2 separate regions of the Homo sapiens genome follow, and region 1 is linked to region 2. A link is a contact called in ENCODE Hi-C or POLR2A ChIA-PET data. All regions are on one chromosome and are shown on one strand. Each heading gives the region's core, a stretch centred on a gene start or an enhancer-like site at or near the end of the contact. The rest is flanking DNA. Distances are from core to core; before and after follow the strand shown. Region 1 holds the start of GSX2 (GS homeobox 2). Region 2 has its middle 70 kb from the start of CHIC2.

Region 1 (3,634 bases), core at 648-3,147, 110 kb before region 2:
CATTCCAGAACTTCCAGGTTCGTTTCTTCTCCAGATGGGACCACTGCAATGAGCAAGGATTCTGGCCCCTGGGTGCCCCACGCCTTGGCGTTGCCTGGTCTGCCAGGAGCGGGGGATGTGAGGGAGGAGGCCCTCCCTCATAAGGGGGAAATCTCCTTGTCATCGTTGGCTGAGGCCGGCGACAGGGAGTCCTCATCCTCGGAGCGCGCGTAGTGCACCTGGCTCCCGACGCACTTGCAGCCCGCGTGACTGTTCCTCTGCGTGCCCTTCCCCTCCTTCTTGTGCTTCACTCGGCGGTTCTGAAACCAGATTTTCACCTGCTTCTCCGACAGGTTCAGGTAAGTGGCGATTTCAATCCTCCGGAGTCGAGACAGGTACATGTTGGAAGAGAATTCTCTCTCCAGCTCCAGGAGTTGCGTGCTAGTGAACGCCGTCCTCATCCTCTTGCCATTGGGTACCTGGCTGGCGTCAGAGCCTCCTGCGGACCGGCGAAGAGAGGGTAGAGAGGTAAGGCTCGGGCAAGGTGCTCCCACCCCATGTGCTAACCAGGACGCATTTCAGGGACCCACCCGGGGAAGCCCAGCCGAACATCTGTATCCCTTTCCCATTTCAAGGCACGTGGTTGCTTAGCGGGGAAGAAAAGAGACGTGCAAAGCAAATAAAGGTCTTCGATGCGCAGGATGCGAAGTCACAGGATTAAAGAGGGATGGGGGCTTGCACTATCTGATCGCCTCCCTTTGAGCCAAGCGGAGAAGCGCGCAGGCTTAGCCAAAAACGTCAAGACGCTTTAGCCGCCCCGACGCGGGGATGCCACACAGGTTCAAACACACCCACCCCAAATCCCAAGCAGTTAACCTCTGGTTTATCCGCCGTGACGTTCGAGGTCCCTAAGGCCCCAGTATTAATAAGGCAATACTCGAGCACCTACTACTAGGAGTAAAACGCACCAGGCTGAGTGGAGAAGCTGGCAAACTAACTTCCACTTTCGTGGAACTTCTGTGGCTGACTCTACGGTTACACTAAAAGCCCGTCCTCTCTCTTCACCCTGTCCCCGGGCTCCCACTTCCTCCACTGGAGGTGGAAAGTTTGCTCCAGGAGCGCGAAAGGCGCGGAGCGCAGGTGCCCCAAGACCCCGCCCTACCCATGGTGAGGCAGTGGAATCTCCGCGGGTCCGCCACGTTGTAGGTGGTGGCGGTGCAGACAGGTGCGTGGTGCTGCGGGTGCCCCAAGGCCGCCGCGGCCGCCGCCGCCGCTGCTGCTGCTGCCGCCGCCGCGGCCGAGCCAGGCTGCTGGGGCTGATGATGGTGATGGTGGTGCTGCGGCGGGTGGTGGTGATGATGCGCATGGTTCACCCGCGGGCAAAACTGCGCGTCCCCAGGAGCCGAAGAGAACTGGCCCTTAAGCAGAGGCAGTGCCCCTGCGGCCCCTGCCACCCCACTGCCTCCGGCCCCGGTAACCCCGGCCCCTGCGCCCCCGCTGCCGGCGCCCACAGACCCCCGAGAGGAGTGCAGGTGCGAAGTGACGCAGAGAGGGCACACGCAGAACGCGCCGCTCTTGCGGGACGGGCAGCCGGGGCCGGACACGGACATCACCAATGGGGGCGGCATGCCAAGCGGGATGAAGAAATCCGGCCCGGGGTGCGGTTCAGGCAGCGAGGGCGCAGGCCGTGAGGTGTCCTTGATGATGAGCGAGTCGACATAGAAGGAGCGCGACATGTCGAGAGGGGTGGGTGGCTGGAAGCCCCGGCAGTTCGCGGCGACCCCTCTCCTCTAGTGTTCTAAGCTCTGCCCTGGGAGCCGCGCAGACACGGGCAGTCAAGCCCTTGGGGACGCAGAGGTGTTGGCGTCTGGGCTGGGAACAAAGGGGTCCCCGGAGAGGGCTGGTCCTCACGTCCCCCGCCCGGCGCCCCGGCTCGGGTATTTTATAGCCCCCCACCCTGGCACGTGATGCTGCGGAGTACCGCTCGGCTCAGGCTCCTCGGCAGCTCCGCACCCTCGGGATAGGCTGCCCGAGTCACAACAGAAGCCGCGAGGAGGGGCGGGCGCGCGGCGGGGAAGAACTCGGGGGAGGGGGATGGGGGAGACTTTGCAAAGTGTAGGTTTTGTTAATTTCCCGGGGAGGCCGGCCTCCTCCCCCTCTTTCTCCACGCTTTACTGAGAAATCACAGCGCTGCATCCTCCATCCCACCCCCTCTCGCTACCCTGGCCGCAGCCCAACTCTTCCCCACGCCCCACCGCAAAGCGTACCAGGTGGGGACTTGGAGGCTTATTTAATAGGAATGCTCAGTGTTTCCAGCTCCTCTGTGGTAGGGGTGGCTGCGGCGCGGTGAAGTGTGAGGCCTGCGGTTTGGAGCAGGATTGTGCGGGCGACGGACTGGCAGTCGTCCAGTCCCTGAGCGCAGCTCTGGCCACGGTTACACCTACCCCTGTCCACAGCTTTTGGACTTGGCAGAGGTCATTCAGGTGGTTAGTTCAGGACTGTCCGGCGCAGAACTGTGAGGCCTCCCAGCTAAGAAACCGTCAAGCTTTTCATGCTGATGTTCGACAAGGTCTGAAGTGTCTTTGTACTTGGGGCCCTCCTGGGGCCACTCAGACCAACGACCCTTCCTTGTTTCCCTTTCTGATCGGCACCTCCCACTTCCGCAGAGAGAGAGAGATGTTGAAGAGTCACCCTTTTCTTTCTCCAAGTAGTAACACCATGGCATTCCAGGGCAATCCTACAAACTCCATCCTGAAGATTTTGGAGGGAGGACCTCAAACACCAAGCCCTCCTAAAGACGCAGCAGGGATTAGATAGACCTTCGCTCTGGGTCTGAGGATTTCCTGTCCCTCATTTTTACCAATCATGGGCAGCTTAGCAAGGCTAACCAGGAAGCACTCTTTCCTCTGCATCTTAAGAACCTAAAAAGGATGAAGAGGATTCAGCCATCCAGGGAATCTTGCCTCTGATTGGCAGAAGTGGCTTTGTAAGGGAACTCTCTCTGGTCCATGGAAGTCTTGCACACCCCTTACTGCCCGAGAGAGGGTGGCTGCCAAACTATTGGGACTATTTATCTTCGGAGAAGGCAAGGCAGCAGAGGTGGCCATTTTCTCTCTTCATTTCCCCCTGCAGAAAAGCGGGCTGGGGCCATGTGGTTGGGCAATAGTTAGAAGTCTGATCCTTTTTCCAGAGCAGCTAACTTCAATCCTGAGTTCATGATGGTGCTAAGAAACTTAGAGACAGGACTCCCTCCACCTGAGAGAACAAGGTGCCCAAATCCAGGAGAGCACTAGCTAGAGGCACGGCTCTATCTTTCCATCCTCTGTCTTCCCCTCTCCATCTCTGTGACAGTCTCTCTTGCCTGCTAGAGAAGTGTAATTGGGTTGTAGGGATGCCCGGCTCTGGGGAGCCCAGGATTTATGGATGGCAATTAAAGTTTTATGAATTGCAGCTGAGGCTGGTTATTGAGCTATTTGAATGTGATTAGAATTCAATTAGAAAGCGGTTAGTGGACGGTGGGTCTCTGGAGTGTAAACAGACAGCTATTCCAGAAATGTGCTAATCCAACATCTTGTGACAACAATTAAGGAGTCTCAGGGCTTAACATGGGGCAGCTCAGCTGTAACTACTTTTGTACCACAAGGTCTGCAGACGC
Region 2 (3,249 bases), core at 46-2,545:
AGTCCCCCTGCCAAAAAAAAAAAAAAATTATTTAGAGTATTTTGGGGTGATATATAAAATCATAACAGCTTAAAACGGAATACAACGAAAAAGACAATTTTTAAATAGTTAAAAGTGTTGGCGAGATAGAGGAAGTCAATCATAGTCTTGGAATAACATTTAGATTTCAGAATTTGAGTTTTTATGTTTGTTTTGACAAAATGGTTCTTTTGCTTTCTTCAACAAGAGGTTTAAGGCTTTGAACTTTTTGAAACTTTGATATAATTGTTGAAGTTTTTTAAACAAATCCTATAGAAATAGGAGACTGCTAATATGAAGAAGATAGAACATACTATTACAGCAAATTTATTTACTCACAAAAATTGCTTTTCCAAGGTAATCTTTTTCAAAAACTTACTGACATTTTAATGCCAAGTGTGTTTTCTTTGTCCCTAGTTTTAACAGTTTTAAAATACATGATTAACCTTTTTTCCTGAAACTGAAAGGAATCTGGACCAATTTTTTTAATCTATGCTTAAAAGCCACTCTTTTGATATGTTTTTCTTCATAGGACAGCCCATTATATTTAAATAGATAAATTGTCTCAGTTATTTCACACTAGCTGTATGACTTTATTTCTGTTATCCCCAGCAACTACATTTTTAGCTTTAAAGAATATTTTTATTGCTTTTGCATCAATTTCAAGTTTCAATATACAAAAGAGAGTAGTAACTAGTTCCTATGCTCTTCAGTCTGCTTCCCCAAGTAATCATTCTACTGTGAGGTGTTTTGTTTTTGGTATTGGCATTTTGGTATTAGGATTCATTATTACTAGTTATCAAGGAGACTCATTATTACACTGTGTCCCCTAATCATGTATAACCAGTGGCCTGGCAAAGCAGAAGACGACTTCCTCAAAAAAAAAAAAAAAAAAAAAAAAATCGTAGTTTACTTTAAGAGTTGACACTGCTGTAACCCAAAGACCTATTGAACTTACATTGCTGGTTGAGAAGCACACATCCAAAAAATCCAGTTATCTTCTGATCCACAATAAATTTTTGGAAAATAATCTGAAAACCAATTGTCCTCCATTATGACTAATGCACAATTTATTAAACTTAGATTTTTTGAGTGCAGTAACAGAACTAGAAATGTGTTGCTGTGTTACTCTGTTCTTGTACTGCTATAAAGAAGTACCTGAGACTGGGTAATTCATAAAGAAAAGAGGTTTAATTGACTCATAGTTCCACAGGCTGTACGGGAAGCATGACGGCTTCTGCTTGGCTTTTGGGGAGGCCTCAGGAAACTTATGGCAGAAGGCAAAGGGGAAGCAGGCACTTCCTACATGGCGAGAGCAGGAGGAAGAGAGAATGAAGGGGGAGGTACTACACATTTTTATAAACAACCAGATCTTGTGAGAACTCACTATTACCAGAATAGCAAGGGAAAAATCTGCCCCCATGATCCAGTCACCTCCCACAAAGCCCCTCTTCTAACATTGGGGATTACAGTTCAACACGAGATTTGTGGGGGAACACAGACCCAAACCATACCAATTACTAAAGAAATGGGAGACATTTGAATTTGGTGAAGAAATGGTCTAAGGTCTAAGCTTGGCCCAACCTCGGGCATCATGCCAAGTATAAAGGATAGCAAAGAGAATAATGCCTTTTGGTTTCTAAAGAGTTGAGGCTGGAGGAATAAGCATGTAACATGGTATGAAAAGTGCTAATAATCAAGGAAAGTAAGTGATAGGGTGGATCTTCAAAGGAGCAATATATTTGGGGTGGAAAGGTCATAGGTTGCATGGGTTGAAGCTTAACACATGAAAAGGCTGTGTTAAAAAAGTACTGATGATTTCTGTATGATTGGAAAATATGGGGAGATGGTCTGGTACAAAATACCTGTTTAATGAATTGTGCAGAAGCATCAAGAGATAAGGTCAGGAAAGGGAGAAGGGACAAGTGTATCATGCTGAAATTTTTTTGACTCTAGCCTGAAGCTATTGAAAGATTTTGAGAATGTGAGTGGACCTGGTCAAATCTGTCATTGATGAAGCTCATTCTGACCCTGAAATAAGCCAAAATTAGCAAGCTCCAATGTTAATTTGTTTTAACCTGTAAAGCTAGCAAGTAAAAATTCCTTAAATAAAGAACTCAACTGTTTCACTGTTTAGCAATGAGACCAAAGAGTATGTAAGATCGAAGGAATAGAGGTATAGAAAGACTGTTTTGCCCTTTGTTAAACTGAAAGACTAGCCTACTAACAATTCTAAATAATTATCTGGAACATTATCAGGGAATCTCACTGGGGTCAGACTGGAATCTAATTCTGGTTCTGCCACTCTCCAGCTGTGTGGCTTTGGAAATGTTACTTAACAGCTCTGTGCCTCCATTTCCTCATTTGTAAAATGGATTTGTTAATAGTACCTGTTTCAAGAAGTACTTATGAGGATTACACAATATAATGCATATATTCCACTGGTAATGCCACTCAACACAGGAGACCACTAGGAACACACAAGGAGTTGAACAAAGTTGGGTTTTTTTGTTTGTTGAAACTAGAGATACATTGTAGGGATTCCTGAGTGCTGGAAAGGCCTTCTTTCAGGATTTGGGCTTGTGATGAGTGATTTGGGAAGGATTCAAGCAAGAGTTTGCACTGGATTTCGATTCTGTAAGGAAGTGGGGTAATTTTATGATTGGTCTGAATAGATCTCATTTAGGAGGTGGGAGACACGAAGCTAAGTGAAAGCCGTAATTTGTAAAGAAGCAGCAGTCACTCATATTTAGTATTTTGTGCTTTGCACTGCGACTTTGTTTTTGTCTTATTACACAAGATGTGAAGAGGTCTTTTCTGTTTCATCATGGTCACAGAGTAACCTTGACTGATGGTCTTCTGTGAGATTGTTTATGTTCAACAGGAGAACACCAAGGCCTAGCTGGTAATAACAAGCCAAGTCCTGGATGCCAAGGGCTGCTTTTCTCTTTCTGTCACTTAGCACAATGCCTGGCATAAAGTTAAAGCTTAAGAAGTATCCTAAGGAACAATTCTAAAAGAATTGAGCCCAACTCTCACATGCATTCTGACCCTAAAATAAAGGCCAGTTTGGTCCATTTTTGAGATTAATATGACAGTGTTGTTTCAACTTCATTGGTCAGTACCTTCTTATTCCTTTTCTATATGGATAGATTTGCCTTATATTTTAGATGTTTACTTTGAGTTTGTATTTTTCGTATTCAAAACAGTTAAATCAGAATGTTAAACTTC

The links. A loop is a pair of places that touch in the nucleus more often than their neighbours do. ChIA-PET counts read pairs that join two places held with the same protein, here RNA polymerase II (POLR2A). Pooled maps may share reads with other maps.
Region 1: a loop to region 2 is called in a map with no recorded cell type, with 2.3 times the contacts of the local background. The contact joins the promoter of GSX2 here to the enhancer-like site in region 2. A Hi-C loop is called at or near these places in 1 of 37 single-sample maps with no recorded cell type and 1 of 50 pooled maps. POLR2A ChIA-PET finds 5 or more read pairs at or near these places in 5 of 52 experiments (HCT116, HEK293, T-cell and 1 more).

Annotation. Positions count from the first base shown.
Region 1 is chr4:54,098,426-54,102,059 of GRCh38, reverse strand. GSX2 (GS homeobox 2) reads right to left here and starts at 1,897. Exons shown (of 2, transcript NM_133267.3): 1 at 1,142-1,897; 2 at 1-478. The coding sequence starts at 1,715. The coding sequence ends at 138. RefSeq lists enhancers at 1-470, 471-1,262, 1,263-2,053.
Region 2 is chr4:53,992,602-53,995,850 of GRCh38, reverse strand. No RefSeq gene overlaps it. Among named protein-coding and RNA genes, the nearest start is that of CHIC2, 70 kb to the left of the region's middle. Within about 2 kb of position 1,295, at least 2 of the 41 ENCODE cell types and tissues checked have a DNase peak (open chromatin) inside an H3K27ac peak, as active enhancers do.